Linked DNA regions of Homo sapiens: region 1 is linked to region 2. A link is an interaction called in ENCODE POLR2A ChIA-PET data of the cell type or tissue named here. Cell type or tissue: MCF 10A. All regions are shown on one strand. Links, peaks and the distances in the headings refer to the core of each region. The heading gives the core; the rest is flanking DNA.

Region 1 (10,416 bases), core at 709-8,708, 86 kb after region 2:
ATGCTGTCTGCTGTAGTTGTATTAGTTCAAGAGAGAGGCCAGAGGAAATCCAAACTTGCTTTAAAATGGTTGATAATTGTATGGGGAAAAATGTGTGGAGCTGTTGTTTTTAAAAAAAAAATCAGGCATGCTGACTTTAGGTGCTTTCATAGAGGAAAAGTTCTGTATATTCAGCAGTGATTCGGTGTTTATATGTGGAGTAATGACTTCAGAAGGTATATTTTAAAGACATTGGCAACAAACTGTGCTATAATGTGTCCTAACTGGTTGCTGGCTGGTAGTCATGCCCTGGAACCATGTGGAAAAATGGAGACTCTGTACGTTCTTGGGATGGGACCTCATCTCAATTGGTAAAGGCTTCCAAAGGGGCTGCAGATAAAAAGCAAGACTGATGGTGACCCTCAGTGGCAAGGTGAAGGAGAAGAGGAAACTCGAGCAACAGCAGAGACGACACTGAGAACAGCAAGGACATTTGTGAATACAAATGTTTTTTCCTTTTTTTTTGGAGACAGAGATTTTGCTCTTGTTGCCCAGGCTCGAGTGCGATGGTGCGATCTCGGCTCACTGCAACCTCTGCCTCCCAAGTTCAAGCAATTCTCCTGCCTCAGCCTCCCGAGTAGCTGGGATTACAGGCATGTGCCACCACGCCTGGCTAATTTTTTTTGTATTTTTAGTAGAGATGGGGTTTCACCATGTTGGCCAGACTGGTCTCAAACTCCTAACCTCAGGCAATCCATCTGCCTTGGCCTCCCAAAGTGCTGCGATTGTAGGCGTGAGCCACTGCACCTGGCCCAGATGATTTATATTCTTAGCCAAATTAAAGAAATACTGACTTAAGCCAGTTAAGTAAATCTTAATTGACAAGTTGTTGTAATTTTAAGCTTGTGTGTTACATGGAATGTTTCCATATGAATAATAGATATTACTCTATCGTGTGGCAGTGGAAGTATGATAAATATTAATGTTGACAAGCTGTCATAATTTTAGGGTCAGTACCCTAAAGTTACCCTTTGTGTCGAGTTTTCCTGTCCTGTAAGAGATATTAGGCACCATGATGTAGAAATAAAGACACACTCAAAACTAAGCAGTATTTGTGCCCATGAGTGGCACAGTGGCTTGCTTTGTCTCTCCTCCCACTCCCCACCACCTCTTTTCCATTTCTCCTGCCCCGCTTTGCTCTCCTTTTTCTTTCTTCGTCTTGTTCCCTTCATTTCCTCTCAGAAAACACAGTCTTGAGAACAAGCATTTTTGTCTTAAAGCATGAGTTAGCTTGCTAAATATAAAATGTAAAACCTAAAAGGTGACCAGGCCTCTGTGATCGCATCAGCATCTGAGCTTAGTTTTCCTTTCCAACTCCTCATTTGAGTTAACTTCATGTGACCCAAGTGTGGCAACATCTTCCACTTGGTTCTAAATCTAGCCTCTTGATTTTCTTTTTTCTTTTCTTTTTTTTTTTTTTGAGATGGAGTCTCTGTCGCTCAGGCTGGAGTGCAGTGGTGCGATCTTGGCTCACTGCAACCTCCGCTTCCCGGGTTCAAGTGATTCTCCTGCCTCAGCCTCCTGAGTAGCTGGGATTACAGGCGTGTGCCACCATGCCCAGGTCATTTTTGTATTTTTTAGTAGAGATGGGGTTTCACCATGTTGGTCAGGCTGGTCTCGAACTCCTGACCTTGTGATCCACCCACCTCAGCCTTCCAAAGTGCTGGGATTACAGGCATGAGCCACCGTGCCTGGCCTAGCCTCTTGATTTTTCTATGCCAGCTGTCAACCTGGGTGATCCTCCCACCACAGTAATTTCTTATCCTCAGTAATTCTTTATCCCTAGTAGTTATGGAAGTTTGGTTGGTTGATTGGTTGGTTTTATATTATTTCTCTTTGAATGAAGCAGTTCTGAATACCTTCATCCTGCCATCTTAGCAGAATTACTGCAATGAAATAAAAAAGATTTTGAGTATAGAACCAAAGTCAATACACGATAAGGAAGGATCTTGATTTTATTTTACATCCTTGTCTCGAAGGTGCTTTTCTACTTGTTAAATTATCTATCTTATTAGGACATTCTTTGTACGTTTGATGTCTCTGCTTCCCATTCTGTTTTCCTTCTAGGAATCTATATCCTTGTGGAGACTTTTCTCATCTACCAACATTTTTATGTCCCCTCAAGTACTGAAGCCTTTGCAGCTATCATTGGACAGCTCAAGTTGTTTATAGATTTTACCCGAAGGCCAATCTAAAGGAAAGTATCTTAGAAGAAAGATGCCTTTTCCTTTTGGTGGTTATTTTCTCTTTAAATAAAAATCTTATACAGCCTTATAATATTGTAATAAAACTATAACCCAGCACTTGTTAACTTTTTCAGAATGATGAGTCTCTAAGGTAGCTTGTTTTATTTTTAAATAACTGGAACTTGTTTTCTGTTTCTCCAAACATTGCTGGTCTTTTTTTTTTTTTTTTTTTTTTAAAAAAAGCAAGTCTGGCCGGAGTTTAAAACCAAAGACAAATCACATTGTCCTGCATCTCTCAAAGAGTTTACAGTTTAGCTAGGTAAGACCAGAAGCACGTGAAAAGTAAAATATGTATATCAGACATAACCAGGTAATGTCAGAGTACAGGAATGGTACAGATAGTAAAAGTTAAATCCCTAGTAAAGAGAGAGTGGATGGATAATCTGTAAACTTTGACACATACAGCTACTTTTCTGACAGAGGAAAGAATCTGACCACCTTCCTGGCATCTTCTAAGAAAGGCATAGGCAGGTCTATCTACTTCTTTTTCTCTTTTGCCTCATCACATTCCATTGTGACCTGTCTAGTTCTTCTGCACACTGTCATGCTTAAATGTTATTTCTCATGAACATATTTAGGTTTTCCTGAGGATATTTCTCAGAGTCCTGAGTCACATAATCAGGACAGCTGATTAGGCATAAGAGAGACTGATATCAAATCAGAGTTGAACTCTCAGGAGACTTCTGCTTTCTAGTTGTTAGAAGATGGAAAGTTATGTTTGTTTGGGCTTCAGGAATCAGAGCAGTTTGTTTTCCCTCCGTACCCCAGGATTGTCCTTCCAAGTCTCACCTTTTCCATCTCCCCTCATCTCCAGCGCTACCACCTACTCCCACTGTGCTGGCAGCAGACAATAAGGTTGACCAATTGCCTAGATTTTGCCTAAGTGAAAGAATTTCGGCACATGTACTGGCAATGAATCACATATCCTATCTTTAACCTTCTTATTTATGGATAAAGACACAAGTCTACAACTTGAACTGTGCACTTCCTGGGGCTCCTTTTGGTCATGCCCCTTGCTTCAGACCTTTCTTCTTGGCCCTGTTCTTTAAGATTGAAGTTGTTCATACTTCAAGGCTTGGCTACCATTGTTAGAACATTATCTGTCCATTTGAATTTCGGAAGAGTAAGGGCCTTTCCTCTTTAAAACGTTCCTCATTCTTTCTAGCCTTCCCCTCTCCTTCCCTCTGTTTCACCAATTCTGTTAACTATAGAAACCACCTTCCCAACCTGTCACCCGCTCCCCGAACTGTGACTGTGTACACACCATTTTATTCCTACTTTCTCCCATCTCTTGCCAAGAGGCCCATGGAAAGTTGTTCTACTACTCCTTGAGCCTGACCTGGTTACAAGCTTCTGGCCTACCACCCCATTTCTTCAGGAAATAAGGTTTAAAAATGGGCTTCCATACCATATTCCCCTTGGAAGTCACATTCATAAATTTATAGACCACATTTGCATATTATCAGTAATCATAATTTGTCTTACATTCAACATGTCTGTTGAATGTTTGCACAGTTGCATTTAATCAGATCTCTGCTGTCTTATTTGGGAATTGGCTCTCAAGTATAGCTTGCTTTGGAGAAGTGTGCCATAGGCTTGTATCTGTCTTTACCATTCAAGACTGGACTTACACGTAAATGTGCACTAAATAGCACATTTTAAAGTTTTTTTTAATGGAAACTATTTTGCTAGACCATACAAATGAATCAGGCAGGCTGTTAGAAGGCCCTGCCAGAGATCAAGTTTGGTGTGTCTGAAACTGTTGTGTTTGACCCTGAGGGACCTTGTGTGAACAGTTCTTGCTTAGGTTTCTACTGCTTTTCACTGATTTAGGATCTGCTGTGTTTTCTGTTGGTTAAAACTTGATAATAGTAAAACTTACAGCAGAATACTCGTCCAGAAAGATGTCTTATTGACGTTCATTTATTAAGCTGCTTTCTTTACTTCCATTTCAGATTTGTCCAATATGTGCAGCGTTACCTGGAGGCGATCCTAATCATGTCACGGATGACTTTGCAGCTCATCTTACACTTGAACACAGAGCCCCTAGAGATTTAATATCCTTTTAAGAGATGACAAGGAAAAGAGTTGTTTGTAATGTTTGTCATTTTGATTTTTTGTTTTGGAGACAAGATCTCGCTGTGTCGACCTGGCTGGTCTCAAACTCCTGAGCTCAAGTGATCCTCCTGCTTCAGCCTCTTGAGTAGCTGGGACTATAGGCACACATGTGCCACTGCATCCAGCTTGTCATTTTGATTTTTTTTAAGGATCATATCCCCCAAAAGAGGAAAAGTAATGTCCAAATTATTTTTACTTATTTGAACTTTTCCTAAAAGTGACTCAGTGCTGAGATGCAATTTATTTCTCTTTTTATATACTATCACCATTGTATGAACCATTTTCATTAAGTGAAAGTTGACTTGTCCTTCATCTTTAGTTCATTACAATTAGATTTTTTTTAAGGCAGTTTGACCAAATTGTGTCTTCCAGGATGGCGTTTTCATACAAAAGAGGAAAATGTTAATCCAAATTAAAATTTAATTAGTTAAATATGAAGAGGCATTATTTGCTTTCCCTCTCTGTTCCTCTGCTGCCTTACCCTGTTGTGGGTGTGGTGTGGTGAGATGGTGGGGACAGGTGTGCATCTTGGTGTTCCTTTCCTTTTTGGGGTCCCCTTCTCCAGAGAGAGCCATTTCCTGCCGAGTTCCTGAGTAGGATAGCATAAGGTCAGCTCTAGCTTTAAATTTCCTTTCCTGCTTTTCTTTTCTTTTCTTTTTTTTTTAAAAGTCGGAGTCTTGCTCTGTCAGCCAGGCTGGAGTACAATGGTGCTATCTTCAGCTTATTGCAACCTCCACCTCCTGGATTCAAGTAATTCTCCTGCCTCAGCCTCCCAAGTAGCTAAGATTACAGGTGCCCGCCACCACACCCAGCTAATTTTTGTATTTTTAGTAGAGATGGGGTTTCACCATATTGGCCAGGCTGGTCTCTTGGCCATGCTGGTCTTGAACTCCTGACTGCCTGCCTCAGCCTCCCAAAGTGCTGGGATTACAGGCATGAACCACTGCGCCTGGCCAATTTTTGTATTTTTTTAGTAGAGATGGGGTTTCACCATGTTGGCCAGGCTGGTCTCGAACTCCTGACCTCAGGTGATCTGCCCACCTCAGCTTCCCAAAGTGCTGGGATTCAGGCGTGAGCCACCACGCCCAGCCTCTTGCTTTTATTTCTGCATTCCCTTCCTTGTCTCTCAACAGTTTCTGGCAGTGTTCCCTGAGATTACTGGCCTACCAGAGCGATTAATTTTGTGGACTCAATGCTTCTGATTTCAGGTTATGAATTGTTCGTCTAAAACTGTCACCAGCTGGGTACAGTGGCTCATGCCTATACTCCCAGCACTTTGAAAGGCCAAGGTGGGAGGATCACTTGAGCCTAGAAGTTTGAAACCAACCTGGACAACATAGGAAGACCCCATCTCTACCAAAATAATGAGCTCAGCTGGTGGCACACACCTGTGGTCCCAGCTACTCAAGAGGCTGAGGTAGGAGGATCACTTGAGCCCATGAGCTCAAGGCTGCAGTAAGCTATGATTGCACCACTGCACTCCAGCCTGGCAACAAAGTGAGACCCTGTCTCAAGATACATATATATATGTATATATAATCATAATATAAAATTATCAAATATATAAATATGATCATATCACTTTCTCTAGAACCCAAACCATCCTCATGAATATGATGGAACAGGGCATGTACCGTGACACCTGAAGGCCTCTTGGAGCTACCCATCCGGTCCTTAAATAACTCCAGAACCATCAGCTGAAAAACTGAGAAGCCAGCCAAAAAATTAATCTGCATTATAAAGCTGGTCTGTTTGGTACTTTAAAGGAAAAATCTCTTCTATATGATCTGGCCTCCCCCACCTCTCATTTGCCTTTGTGGAAACGTAAGGTTGTCTTCATGAGTTTTGACAGCTATTTGCAACTCAGGACCTTTTTCAGTTTGACTTACACTCAGCTGTGTAAGACGGTTGAGGCTGCTGGGAATTTTTCTTCGTGATAAATGTCATGTTAATCTATCTGTGTGTCTTATACAAGAAATGCAAATCTGTTTTCTGCTTAGCAGCGGCATTGGAAAGAAGCTTGAAGACAGAGTAAAACTAATAATCCAAAAGGAACCTTTGATGTGCTGAATATACATTCAGTATTGTTCCTTTTTCATTATAGGTGGTATTTGAGATTTCATGAGCTATATAGAGAAACTTTTTTACCTCACACACCCAATACACACACACACACTCACATGTTGCCTTACATTTGAGTGTCTTTTTAGGGTTAATAGCCCTCATAGATAGAGTTGGGACATTTGCACTTTAAGTTAAATGTGCTGTTTTTAAATGCTTACAATTCAGGAAATCTTTACATCTGTCTAGCAAGGACTCAGGTGATTTTTTTTCTTTCTGTGAAATACTTTCGTTTTTTTCTTAACTTTTGGGTTATGATGAATCGAGTGGTGTTCGACATGTACGTAGAATGTTTCACCCTGGCCGGGGATTAGGAGGTCCTCGTGCTCGTAGATCAAACATGCACTTTACTAGCAGTTCTACTGGTGGACTTTCTTCTTCTCAGAGTTCATATTCTCCAAGCAATAGGGAAGCCATGGATCCTATAGCTGGTAAGTTAGTTTCACATTAATAAGGGAAATGGCAGGGGAAGGAGGAGCTCCTTTTAAAACTTTTTGTGATGCCAGGTGCGGTGGCTCACACCTTTAATCCCAGCACTCTGGGAGGCTGGAGCGGGTGGATCACTTGAGGCCAGGAATTCAAGACCAGCCTGGCCAACATGGCAAAACTCCATCTCTACTAAAAATAAAAAAATTAGCCAGATTTGGTGGTGGGTGCCTGTAATCGCAGCTACTCTGGATGCTGAGGCATGAGAATCGCTTGAGCCTGAAAGGTGGAGGTTCCAGGGAGCCGAGATCGCACCACTGCAGTCCAGCCTGGGTGATGGAGTGAGACCCTGTCTCAAAAAAAAAAAAAAAAACTTTTTGTGAGATTTGTGTTCTTAAGTCTCACCTCTCTGATCATAAGCCATGTTCCTTCACAAAATTCCCAAATACATTAAAAGTGTAAAATGTGTTAAAAGCAGACACTTAACATAAAGTAATTCATACTCTTCTGGCATTGCTTAAGTCCAGTAGTCCCCCCGTCATGTGGTTTTGCTTTCCTGGGTTTCAGTTACCCACAACCAACTACAGTCAAAAAATAGGTGAGTACAGGACAATAAGATACTTAGAGAGAGACCACATCACATAACTTTCATAGTATATTTTTAGATTTACTCTATTTTGTTGGGAATCTCATGTTCCTAATTTATAAATTAGGTGCCTAATTTATAAATTAAACTTTAGCACAACAGATAAGTATGTATAGGAAAAAACATAGTATGTATAGGGTTCTGTATTATCCAAATGCCCATTTCAGCCATTCACTGGGGGTTTTGGAACGTATCTCCTGCAGGTAAAGGGAGACTACTGTTCTTAGAGACAAAAGATGATAAGAAATGGTTTTATGTTGTATTTGTGGCCTCTATTGAAGCCCAAGGAAATCATAAAAGATTTCAACTTGAATACCTCCAAAATGTCATGGTTAAATCTCCATAAGTACACATAAAAAAATGTCCAAAGCACATTTGAAATTAAGGTTTTATAAGGTATAGCTAACATTTTTAAGAACATGTTATGTGTAAAATTCTGTCACAGATTTATGCCTATCTCAGATGTTGTGCAAGGCGCCTCATGGCTTCCAGGTACACATTCCACCACATGGACACATTTCAGAACTGTTATCTATAGCTAATTGAAAAGACTAAAGAATTAAGCTCTTCTCATGGAAGAAAGGAAAGTAGGACTTAATGTCCTGACCTTGATTTGAGAACTATATTGTTGTAGAACATACTGAAAGGTACATGTTTAATAGCTTGGGAAAAATCTTAAAAAAAAAAAAAAAAACACAGTTTTTGAACCTGGCCATGTCACTGAGTCTAGTACATGACAAACCTAGGAAGTTGGTAGCAGAACACAGGGTCAAAATAAAATACAAGAAATCACTGTAGCCTGATAATCTGCAAGACACACCAAGCAGACAAGTGGTAAGACAGTGGGAAGTGTGCACACATTTAAAGCAACAATTCTGAAATGTGTCCATGTGGTGAAGTGTGCACCTACCTGGAAGCCATGAGCACCCTGCAGAACACCTGAAACATTGATAAGTGTAAATCTGTAATAGAAACTGAGAACATCAGAGCTAAATGACAACTTAGGAACACAAAGGAGGAGACAGCAGACACTGGGGGAGGGTAGCAAGAGAGAGAGGAGCAGAAAGATAACTGTTGGGTACTGGGCTTAATTGGGTCCTGGGTGATGTAATAATATGTATGACAAACCCTCGTGGCAGGTGTTTAACTGTGTAACGGACCTTCACATGTACCCCCAAACCTAAAATAAAAATTTAAAAAAGAAAAACAACCTAAGAACAATTTTATACCTATCATGTTATTTAAAAGTTAGATATACCATATAAAATTTTAATTCCAAATGTGCTTTGGACATTTGTGTGTGCAACAACAAAAACAAGCCTAATAAACTGAGTTTGGGGGATTTAAAAAATATTTCTTCATCCAAAGGGAATATTTACCTGCTATTTTGGTGGCAGGCACTAAAAATTAAAGTAGTTTCTGGGAGCAAAATTCAAAATTGAGAAATTTTCTTCATTTGATTTTTTTTCTGTCAGTGAAAATTAGTTTATTTTAGTGATAGACTGTATATTCCATGAAAGAGTGGTATAAGAGTGCTATAAAAAGCCTGGGATAAAGCAACAGTGAGCAAGAAAACAAACTGTTAATGAGTTTTAATGATAAAGAGTTTTTGCTGGCCTGAAAGTGTCTGCAAGGCAGTCATCGATTCCCTATAAGCGAGGTGGACCCTCCACTTGGAAGAAGGCATTTCACTGTACCTTACTTAGATGAGGATGCGGGGACAAAAGTTTACACCTCTCTTAATGAGTACAGCCTTATGGACACAAGACAGTCTGGATCATAACAGGCCACTAAGTAGGCTGTACAGTCAGATGCAGCAGGTTCTCAGGAGCCAGTCAGCCTTGCTGAGCACTGGTAGTGGTATCTACTGCAGTGGTACTCTGAAACAGCAGTACCAGAAGGTACTAGAGGGAGAAAGCAGAGGCAGAGAGTGTGCAAGGGCCACCATCAGAAATGATCCAGGCCTCTTGGACTGAATCCTAATAATTCATTCAGTCATTCAGTAAATGTTTGAATTCCTGCTATATCAGGCCCTGTTCTGATAGCTGGGAATATAGTCAACAGTAGACCTCATCCCTGCTTCCATGGAACACATATTGAGAGAGCTTATATTATAATTGGGCCCACAGATAAACCACTTCATTAAATACTAAGAGAAAGCTTCACTAAATTAGTCTATTATGCAAATAATTTTAAAGACAATTTAAGTTTTACTTCAAACATAATTCAGTCTGGGTTAATATTCGTATGCATTTGCATTCTCTGTCCACAGTAACTCCTGCCTTCAGGAGGCATTCTAGAAGGATTCAGCTCTTAAACTGTGTGCTGTGGTGGTTACCTACCTGTTCACAATGCTTTTGATGTTGTTCCAGTAAAAGAGTGATCTGTAGCGTTTTGTTTTCCTCAGTATTAAGCAGACATTAATTGTCTTCATTTCCATTGGCAGAGCTTTTATCTCAGTTATCAGGAGTGAGACGTTCTGCAGGAGGACAGCTTAATTCCTCTGGCCCTTCCGCTTCTCAGTTACAACAACTGCAGATGCAGCTGCAGCTAGAACGGCAGCATGCCCAGGCAGCACGGCAACAACTGGAGACCGCACGCAACGCAACCCGGCGTACTAACACAAGCAGTGTCACCACTACAATCACACAATCCACAGCAACAACCAACATAGCTAATACAGAAAGCAGTCAGCAGACTCTACAGAATTCCCAGTTTCTTTTAACAAGGTAGCTCATTTGTTAATAGAATTTTGTTTGGGAAGTAATATTTTATTGCCACTACAGTCTGGAATTATCTTTTCTCTTTTGTGCATTATAT
Region 2 (10,416 bases), core at 1,712-9,711:
CAAATCACAACCACGAGATACTACTCCATATCCACTAGAATGGATATAATAAAAAGAGGGACCATAACAAGTGTCAATAAGGATGTGTGTAGAAATTGAAGCCCTCATCCACTGAAGGTAGGAATGTAAAACAGTGCAGCTGCTGTGGAAAACAATTTGGCAATTTCTCAAAAAGTTAAACAGAGGTACCATATACCCCAGCAATTCCACTCCTAGGTATACACCCAAGAGAAATGAAAACAAGTGTCCACATAAAACTGGTACACAAATGTTCATAGCAGCACTATTCACAATAGCCAAAAGTAGAAACAACACAAATGCTCATCAACTGATGAATGGCTGAACACAATGTGGTATATCCATACAATAGGCTATATTATGCAGCCATGAGATGTACTGAGACATGCTCCAACATGGATGAACCTTAAGGACGTTGTGCTAAGTGAAAGAACAGACACAAGGCCTGGCGCAGTGGCTCATGCCTGTAATCCCAGCACTTTGGGAGGCCAAGGCGGGCAGATCACCTGAGGTCAGGAGTTCGAGACCAGCCTGGCCAACATGGTGAAACCCCATCTCTATTTTAAAAAAGTACACAAATTAGCCAGTCATGGTGGTGTGTGCCTGTTATCCCAGCTACTCAGGAGGATGAAGCAGGAGAATCGTTTGAACCCGGGAGGCAGAGGTTGCAGTGAGCCAAGATCGTACCACTGCACTCCAGCCTGCGCGACAGAGCGAGACTCCATCTCAAAAAAAAAAAAAAAAAACCCAGAAACAAAAGGCCACATAGTATATATGATTCCGTTTTCATGGAATGTCCAGAATAGGCAAATCCATGGACACTGAAAGTAGATTCATGGCAGCCTGAGACCGAGGGTGGGAGAAACGGGAAATGACTGCGAATGGGTATAGGCTGATGAAAATGTTCTAGAATTAGATAGCGGGGATGGTTACATAACTTTGTTAATATACTAAAAACCTTTAGAAGAGTGTGAATTTTATAGTATGTGAATAACATTTCTTTAAAAACTACAGATTAGGCTGGGAACAGTGGCTCGTGCCTGTAATCCCAGTACTTTGGGAGGCCAAGGCAGGAGGACTGCTTGAGCCCAGGAGTCTGAGACCAGCCTGAGTAACATAGCAAGACGTCACCTCTACAAAAAAATTTTTTAAATTAGCCGGATGTGGTGGCACTCGCCTGTAGTTCCAACTACTCAGGAGGCTGAGGTGGAAGGCTTGCTTGAGCCCAGGAGGTCAAGGCTGCAGTGAGCTGTGATTGAGCCACTTGCACTCCAGCCCGGGTGACAAAGTGAGACCGTCTTAAAAAAAATAATAATAATAATTTTTAAAAAGCTACATATTATTAGCCAGGTGTGGTGGCACATGCCTGTAATCCTAACTACTTGGGAGGCCGAGGCAAGAGAATTGCTTGAACCCGGGAGGCGGAGAGCCAAGATTGTGCCACTGCACTCCAGCCTGGGCAACAAGAGCGAAACTCCGTCTCAAAAAAAAAAAAAAATTACATATTATTATGCCAATGAACCACATTCCTTGGTGATTTGCCTTCATTTTTTACCCCAAAGATCTCCCTGTATAAGAGAGAGTATGTGCTTCATTTTGGCACATCCTAATTATCAGTAATGCTTATATAGACTTACTCTGGGCCAGATACTACGCTAAGTGCTTTCCATGAGTGAATGAACTCTATTGTGTGAGATGAGCCACTATTTATACTTCTGGACCCGTGATCCCTGATGTCTGCCCATTTGAGTTCTGAGAGTTGGCCTCAGCACTAGGATGGTGGCAGCAGTGGTGCAGAGAGAGAGAGCACAGGTACTCGGTTCAAAAAACTCAAGAAAACTCAGAACACTGATAGAAAATAGTCTGGGACAGTATCCAAAAACAGAAGAACAAGTTGAAGCTCAAAATCAGGAATTAGGTTGCAGACTGGGATTGGTAAAGAAATTGGAGTTGGGGGTGGGTTCCCAAAAAGGGACAATGTCAACACCCCATGCTACAACACCGAATCCCAATAAAACATAGTAGCTATAATCCAGGTCTACATCAAAAGTTCTTGGGAATGTACATGAAATCATACTGGGGCCAAGATATGTGGAGTGAGGCACAGATCTGGCCATGCAGTGCAGGGATGATGCCAGTGTTGATTTCTAAGCCTGTGTTTTCCCTGAGTTCTGATGGATCAGTGCCTAGGAGAACAAAGGCAGGATCAAATGCTCCAGGTACTCAGAGTCAAAAATCCAATCTACAGGGCAAGCAATGAAGACAGCAAGACAGGACCGCAAGACGAAAACTAAAGGCCAAGCCCAGGGATGGGTGATGATTTCCAAGAAAACATGTAAGCTCACTGACTGTCCCTGGCCACTGGCTCCCTGGTGCCAGATTATAAAGCGAAGTTATGGGAAACAGCAACATGAACTCAGGGATCAGCCCAGGACAAACAGCTGAGTCTGCTTTCAACCTGCCCCCTGGAATGAAGTGAGCTATGGACTACATAACAGGATGCGATGAGACGACAGGACAGCAGAAAGCTAAAGGCAAGCCTAGTAGACTCTATCCAAAGTGTCCATCTGGGTTGGACACAGTGGCTCATGCTTGCAATCCCAGCACTTCGGAAGGCCAAGGCAGGCAGATTGCTGGAGCCCAGGAGTTCAAGATCAGCCTCGGCAACATAGTGAGACTTCGTCTCTACAAAAAAAAAAAAAAAATTGGGGCCAGGCGCAGTGGCTGACGCCTGTAATCCCAGCACTTTGGGAGGCCGAGGCGGGTGGATCACAAGGTCAGGAGTTCAAGACCAGCCTGGACAATATGGTGAAACCCCATCTCTGCTAAAAATACAAAAATTAGCCAGGCATGGTGGCAGGCATCTGTAGTCCCAGCTACTTGGGAGGCTGAGGCAGAGAAATTGCTTGAACCCAGGAGGTGGAGGTTGTAGTGAGCCAAGATCACGCCACTGCACTCTAGCCTAGCCGATAGAGCAAGACCCCGTCTCAAAAAAAAAAAAAAAAGTAATCAGCTGGGTGTGGTGATGTGTGCCTGTAGTCCCAACTATTCCTGTGGCTGAGGTGGGAGGATTGTTTGAGCCCAGGAGTCTGGGGCTGCAGTGAGCCATGATCATGCCACTGCACTCCAGCCTGGGTGACAGAAAGAGACACTATTTCAAAAAACACAACACAAAAAAAACAAAAAAGTTTGGCCGCAATGGCTTTTTAGAGACACCACATCTAAAAAAAAACAAGAAAAAGAAGGGCAGGGCATGGTGGTTGACACCTGTAATCCTAGCACTTTGGGAGGCTGAGTCTGGAGGATCATTCTGAGGTCAGGAGTTCTAGACCAGCCTGGCCAACATGGTGAAACCCTGTCTCTACTAAAAATACAAAAATTAGCTGGGTGTGGTGGCACCCATCTGTAATCCCAGCTACTCGGGAGGCTGAGGCATGAGAATTGCTTGAACCTGGGAGGCAGAGCTTGCGGTGAATCAAGATTGGGCCACTGAACTCCAGTGTGGGCGACACAGCGAGACTCTGTCTCAAAAAAAAAAAAGAAAAGAAAAGAAACAACTGGCCACAGAGTAGAGAAAGAACAGAATGGGAGAAAGACGAGAGGCTTGGGGACCAGTTAGGAGACAACTACAAGTTGAGAGTAAAGTGATAAAGGCCTAAATCAGAAGTTGACAAACTTTTTCTGTAGGGCCAGAAAGATGTTGGGTAACTCTCCCAGGGTCACCCTGATGGTATGTGGTTGACAAACTTTTTCTGTGGTAAATATTTTAGTCTTTGCATGCCATAAGGTCTCTGTATCAATTTTTTAACTATGCTATTGTAGCACAAAAGTAGCCATGGATAAGAAGTAACAGGCTGGGTGAGGTGGCTCACACCTGTAATCCCAGCACTTTGGGAGGCCAAGGCGAGTGGATCACCGGAGGTCAGGAGTTCGAGACCAGCCTGACCAACATGGAGAAACCCAGTCTCTACTAAAAATACAAAATTAGGGCTGGGCGCGGTGGCTCACACCTGTAATCCCAGCACTTTGGGAGGCTGAGGTGGGCAGATCACCTGAGGTCAGGAGTTTGAGACCAGCCTGGACAATATGGTGAAACCCTGTCTCTACTAAAAATACCAAAATAAGCTGGGCATGGTGGCATGCGCTTGTAGTTCCAGCTACTCAGGAGGCTGAGGCAGAAGAATTGCTTGAACCCAGGAGGCAGAGGTTGTGGTGAGCCGAGATCGTGCCATTGCACTCCAGCCTGGGCAACAAGAGCGAAACTCCATTGCAAAAAAAGAAAAAAAAAAAAAAAAGAAAAATTAGCTAGGCCTGGTGGTGCATGCCTATAATCCCAGCTACTCAGGAGGCTGAGGCAGAAGAATTGCTTGAACCCGGGAGGTGGAGGTTGCAGTAAGCTGAGACGGCACCCCTGCAATCCAGCCTGGATGACAGAGACTCTGTTTAAAAAAAAAAAAAAGTAACAAATAGGCATGACTGTGTTCCCTGTGTTCCAATAAAACTTTATTTACAAAAATGGTGGCGGGGGGCCAGATTTGGCCCATGGCCTGGTTTGCCTACCCCAGACCTAAAGTAATAATACAATAGTCAACATTTGTTGAGAACTGTGACATACCAGGCACTTTATTACTGATTCTCACTGCAACCTTGAGGGGAAGTATTATTGGCTCCCTTCTAAAGAAACTGAGGCTGAGAGATGTTGGGTAACTTTCCCAGGGTCACCCTGATGGTATGTGGCAAAGCTGGGATTCAACTCAGGTCTTACTCCAGAGTTCATGATTAGTCTATGCCACCTGCCGGAGCAGTCAAGAGGAAGGGAGAGGGGAATATATGACTATCAGGTCTCAGTTCCTGGGAGAATTCACTCACTCACTCACTCACTCACTCACTCACTCACTCACTCATTCATTCATCCATTCAACAAATGCTATTTGCAAAGTACTTGGGATTCAAAGACAAATAAGATATGATTGCTGTCCTCGAGTAGCTCAGAATCTACTTTTTTTTTTTTGAGACAGGGTCTTGCTCTGTCATCCAGGCTGTTGTGCGGTGACACAATCATGGCTCACTGCAGCCTCGACCTCCTGGGCTCAAGTGGTCCTCCCGCCTTAGCCTACCAAGTAGCTGCGACTACAGACATGCAGCACCACACCAGGTTAATTTTTTTGTATTTTTTTTTTTGTAGAGATGGGGTTTCGCCATGTTGCCCAGGCTGGTCTCGAAGTCCTGGCTCAAGTGATCCACCCGCCTTGGCTTCCCAAAGTGCTGGGATTACAGGCGTGTGTCACCATGCCTGGCCAAGTCTAGCATTTAAACCTTTAACTGAATGTAAGGGATGAAGAAAAGGGAATGTGATTTATTTTTTATTTTTATTTTTTGAGACGGAGTCTCGCTCTGTCGCCCAGGCTGGAGTGCAGTGGCGCGATCATGGCTCACTGCGAGCTCCGCCTCCTGGGTTCATGCCAATCTCCAGGCTCAGCCAGTAGCTGGGACTACAGGCACCCACCACCCCGCCCGGCTAATTTTTTTTTTTTTTTTTTTTTTGTATTTTTAGTAGAGACGGGGTTTCAGCATGTTAGCCGGGATGGTCTCGATCTCCTGACCTTGTGATCCGCCCGCCTCGGCCTCCCAAAGTGTTGGGATTACAGGCATGAGCCACCGCGCCCGGCTGGGAATGTGATTTATTAATAAGATCAATGAATTAAAACATTGAAGTTGCTCTCATCCCTGCTTCCTTCCTTCCTCTAAGCATCCAGAGAGCCCTCTGATCCTTTGGGATCACAGACATGGGATATTTTTACTCTCCAGCATGAACACATAGGTGGATTTACTGTGAAACTACTGAAGCTTACACTTCAGGGTCCCTGGCTTCCTCAAACAGGGCTTCCAAGCCCTATATCTAATTTTGCACTTCTTTCTTAAGAGTTGCCTGTACCAAATATATAAGCCTCAGGGCCCCAAACCTGGATCCAGCCTGAGTGAATGTTTTTTTAGAGCCAGGTCTGATAGAAGCCTGTTTTTAAGGAATTACCAGGAACTGAGCATGCTGTTTTTGGCCCTCAGGGGTTTCTCTCAGAACTAAGAATTTGGGGGCTGTCCTCAGTCACAGGTGCAGCCTGAAGTCTGTTCCCGCCATGTTCACTCTCCTCTATTTACCATCACCTGCCCCTGCTGCGTCTTCCTTTAAAATACAGCCCTGGGCCCTAAGCTTTGTGCTGATTCAAGCTCTTTGGAATTCAAGACATCCAGGAATCCGACGCTCCAAGAATTTTCCCAACGACCTCTCAGTGGGCCATTCAGGCAGGAAAGGATACACACATTCCTAATGGGGCCAGGGGCTGTGACTTAGCCTGTGTGTGGCTGAGAGCCTGCTGAATACAAGGTGCTGGCAGTTGGCAGGGCTTCCCAGGGTGGGGACTTCTTGCTGAGCTCATCAGCAGGCCCAGCTCTGTACCCATTTGTCCAGGGAAAAACCAACCCCTAATGGAACTGTTTGTTTTATACTCTCTCATCGAAGTCATAAATGACTCACAACTAGAATGTTATTAACGTGAGAACAGAGGCCTACCTGGCAGAATAATTGGTTTTGGTCATTTGCTCAGAGTGCCAGGCAAATCCACAAAGCATATCAAATTACAGGTTAGAAACCTGATGAATAAACAAGAATAATACTGTGAGTTCTCAAGGGTACGTCCTGTACCTGTTTTGCCCACTGTCATATCTCCGGCAAGACACAGTGAATACAGCCCCTGACACATTGGAGGTAATCTATAAAGAGTTACTAAATGATTAAAGAAAAGGGATGAGCTGTTCTTAGTGGAAACACCCATTTCTCCTAAGATGAATTCGCATTCTTTTGGACCAGTTCTTTCTAAATTAACAGCACTACCCAGTGGTATCAGAGCATCTATACCTTTGGATATTACAACAACTCTATAAATTCTAATTGCTTCTTCTTTTTTTTTTTTTTTTTTGAGACAAGAGTTTTGCTTTTTCACCCAGGCTGGAATGAAGTGGCGCGATCTTGGCTCACTGCAACCTCCACCCCACCGGGTTCAGGCGATTCTCCTGCCTCAGTCTCCTGAATAGCTGGGATTATAGGCGTCCGCCACCACGCTGGCTAATTTTTGTATTTTCAGTAGAGACGGTGAAGCCATGTTGGCTAGGCTGGTCTCGAACTCCTGACCTCAGGTGATCCACCCACCTCAGCCTCCCAAAGAGCTAGGATTACAGGCGTGAGCCACCGTGCCCAGCTGAGACGCTATAATTTCTAACCTATGGCTTCCCCTTTTCTGGATTCCATGCAGTCCACACACAAGCATTCTATGACTCATTACCTCCTGAGCATCCAGCTTCTTAACTGTTACATTCTAGGGATCTTTTCCACAGTATGTTTCTAACTCCTTGATGGTTTTTGGGGGAGACCTGGGTGACACACTTGGAACAGACCTGCTCCAGGGGCTTGTTACTTTGTGTGCATCCCGCTCCCTTCACTTTCAGGTGACCTCATTTTCTAATCTTCCTTAGAGCAACCAATCCCCCATACACTGTCTCCTTCTTCAGAGAATCTTTCTATGTGGATTTGTGCTTTTTAAATTGGCATATGAGTTTTAGGCACAGTTGGACCAGGAAATGCCTTCCTGAGGAATTCAGCAGCTTCTAGAGATAAAATGTGATAGAGCAAATTATGAGTCTGGGAATCAGGACATCTGGGTTCCAGTTTTGTACACATCATTCATTTCACAAATAAGCACCCAAAGCCCACTATGATAGCCAACTGCAGGGCTGTGCTACAAGTATGTAAACAAAGACACCTACTCCTGCCCAAGGGCAGCCCAGTGGGGGAAGTGAAAGGATTAAATTGCAATAATAGAGAATTGTAAAAGGAATTGGGAGCACTTAGTGAGGTGGTTCTACAACTTTATTGCACCATCAGGATCCCCACGGGTGTTCTTTCAAATGCCAATCTTTGAGCCCCATCCTTCAGAGATCCTGATCCGGTTGATCTAGGAATGCTCAGGGACATTGAATGTTTATTCTGAGCACCTTCCCTCCTCCCTCCACTCCCCTCCTGGTGATTCCACTGGAAGTGGCCCCAACCCACACTCTTTCCTTCAAGAAAAGGTTCACAAAGGCAGGGGTCTGGAGCTGATTTTTTTTTTTTTTTTTTTTCCCAAGAGACAAGGTGTTGCTCTGTCACCCAGGCTGGAGAGCAGTGGTGCAATCATAGCTCACTGCAGCCTCAACCTCCCGGACTCAAGTGGTCCTCCCATCTCAGCTTCCCAAGTAGGAACTACAGGCATGTGCCACCACGTCCAGCCCTTACAGCACATCCAGCTCTTACAGCTGATTTTTAAAGGAGGAAGGAGTACAAACTTATGAGGCACAGAGGCAAAAAATGGCATGATTTTACCCTACGCTCTAAGAAAATGAAGGCCATGAGGCATGAATACCACAGCTTCCTGACCTACCCAAATGGACACCTTTATCTCCACTGGCAATTTTTCTTTTTTGACAGAGTCTCACTCTGTCTCTCAGGCTGGAGTGCAGTGGCACGATCTCGGCTCACTGCAACCTCCACCTCCCGGGTTCAAGCGATTCTCCTGCCTCAGCCTCCTGAGTAGATGGGACTACAGGCGCGAGCCACCATGCCCAGCTAATTTTTGTATTTTTAGTAGAGATGGGGTTTCACCATCTTGGCCAGGCTGGTCTTGAAATCCTGACCTCCTGACCTCCTGATCTACGCGCCTCGGCCTCCCAAAGTGCTGGGATTACAGGTGCGAGCCACCGTCACTGGCCAATTTTTGTATTTTCTTAGTAGAGACAGGGTTTCACCATACTGGCCAGGCTGGTCTTGAACTCCTGACCTCGTGATACACCTACCTTGGGCTCTCAAAGTGCTAGGATTACAGGCATGAGCCACCGCACCCGGCCCATTGGCAACCTTCCTATAGCACCAGCAGAGGAAGAGGCATCCTGCTCCTGGTGGAAGCTAAATTTATCTGGGCTCCTTCTCCCCTCCATCTCCCACCCTCACCACCCCCACCTCCCTGCTCCACACACACATACACCCTTCAGTTCTCTGCTGCCTCTCCTGGATCCTTCCCCTAAACCTCTAAACACACTAGACTCTCCTATTCCTAAAACCAAAAACACTTCCCTTCACTCTGGGGCCTCCACTTACCATCTTTTAATTTCTCATTTATTTCTCTGACAAGCTTTTTTTTTTTTTTTTTTTTTTTTTTTTTTTGAGACGGAGTCTCACTCTGTTGAGTGGTGGCACAGTCTTGGCTCACTGCAACCTCCAGCTCCTGGGCTCAAGTGACCCTCCTGCCTCAGCCTCCCAAGTAGCTGGGATTACAGGAGTGTGCCATGACGCCCAGCTAATTTTTGTTATTTTTAGTAGAGACAGGGTTTCACATGTTGGCCAGGCTGGTCTTCAACTCCTGACCTCAAGTGATCCACCTGCCTCAGCCTCCCAAAGTGCTGGGATTACAGGTGTGAGCCACCATGCCCGGCCTCTGCCAAGCTTCTTTAAATACAAAAGAAAGAAAAAAGAAACAAAAGGGCTATGAAACCAGTGTATATGTTCATTACAGAAAATTTCAAAACTAAAAGGAAAAAAAGTCCTTCATACCTTATCATAAGCTCTCAAAACATCAATCAGAACTGCTTCAATTAGTTTTGTCACCAGAATGTAAACACCTCCAGGATGGGGACATAGTTTTCTTTTTCATGATTGTGTCCTCAGTGGACCCAGAAGACTCAATAAATATGTATTTATTGGGGACTACTAGATGGAAGAGAGAGGGAGTGAGTCAAGGGCTGAAAACCTACCTTCTGGGTACAATGCTTAGTGCCTGAGTGATATAATCATTCACACCCCAAACCTCAGCATCATGCTATATACCATATAACAAACCTGGGTAACATAAAAAAAAATACATCATCCATATTATACCCCCATAACCATATTGACTCTGATAGCCATCCAATCTTTACATGTTTTATTAAAAATAAAAAATGAGGACAGGTGCCATGGCTCACGCCTGTAATCCCAGCACTTCGGGAGGCTGAGGTGGGAGGATCATTTGATGCCAGGAATTTGAGACCAGCATGAGCAACATAGCAAGACCTCAACTCTAAAAAAAAAAAAAAAACTTAAAATTAGCTGGGCCTGGTGGTACATGCCTGTAGGCTCAGCTACTCAGGAGAGTGAGGGTGGGAGGATCGCTTGAACCTGGGAGGTCGAGGCTGCAGTGAGCCATGATCATGCCACTGTACTCCAGCCTGGATGACAGAGCAAGACCCAGTCTCAAAAAAACAAAAACAATAATGACATCAGGCTGTACATACATAATTTAGAAAAGAATGTTTTGTAACCTGCTTTTTTCACTA

The links. ChIA-PET counts read pairs that join two places held together with the same protein. Peaks named below come from ENCODE experiments on the same cell type or tissue, not always from the same donor. Only the 100,000 strongest peaks of a DNase experiment are listed, where the experiment ranks them.
Region 1: POLR2A ChIA-PET joins it to region 2 with 5 read pairs; 7 of 35 experiments call an interaction of 5 or more read pairs at or near these places.

Annotation. Positions count from the first base shown.
Region 1 is chr2:85,039,324-85,049,739 of GRCh38, forward strand. KCMF1 (potassium channel modulatory factor 1) reads left to right here. Exons shown (of 7, transcript NM_020122.5): 4 at 4,241-4,342; 5 at 6,781-6,955; 6 at 10,043-10,325. Among named protein-coding and RNA genes, the nearest start is that of LINC01964, 23 kb to the right of the region's middle. In MCF 10A, for the core only: no CTCF peak of the experiment used is centred there; no DNase peak of the experiment used is centred there.
Region 2 is chr2:84,952,019-84,962,434 of GRCh38, forward strand. No RefSeq gene overlaps it. Among named protein-coding and RNA genes, the nearest start is that of KCMF1, 14 kb to the right of the region's middle. RefSeq lists enhancers at 5,752-6,440, 6,441-7,131, 7,132-7,821, 7,822-8,511 and a silencer at 6,128-6,422. In MCF 10A, for the core only: no CTCF peak of the experiment used is centred there; DNase peaks (open chromatin) are centred at 6,473 and 7,353.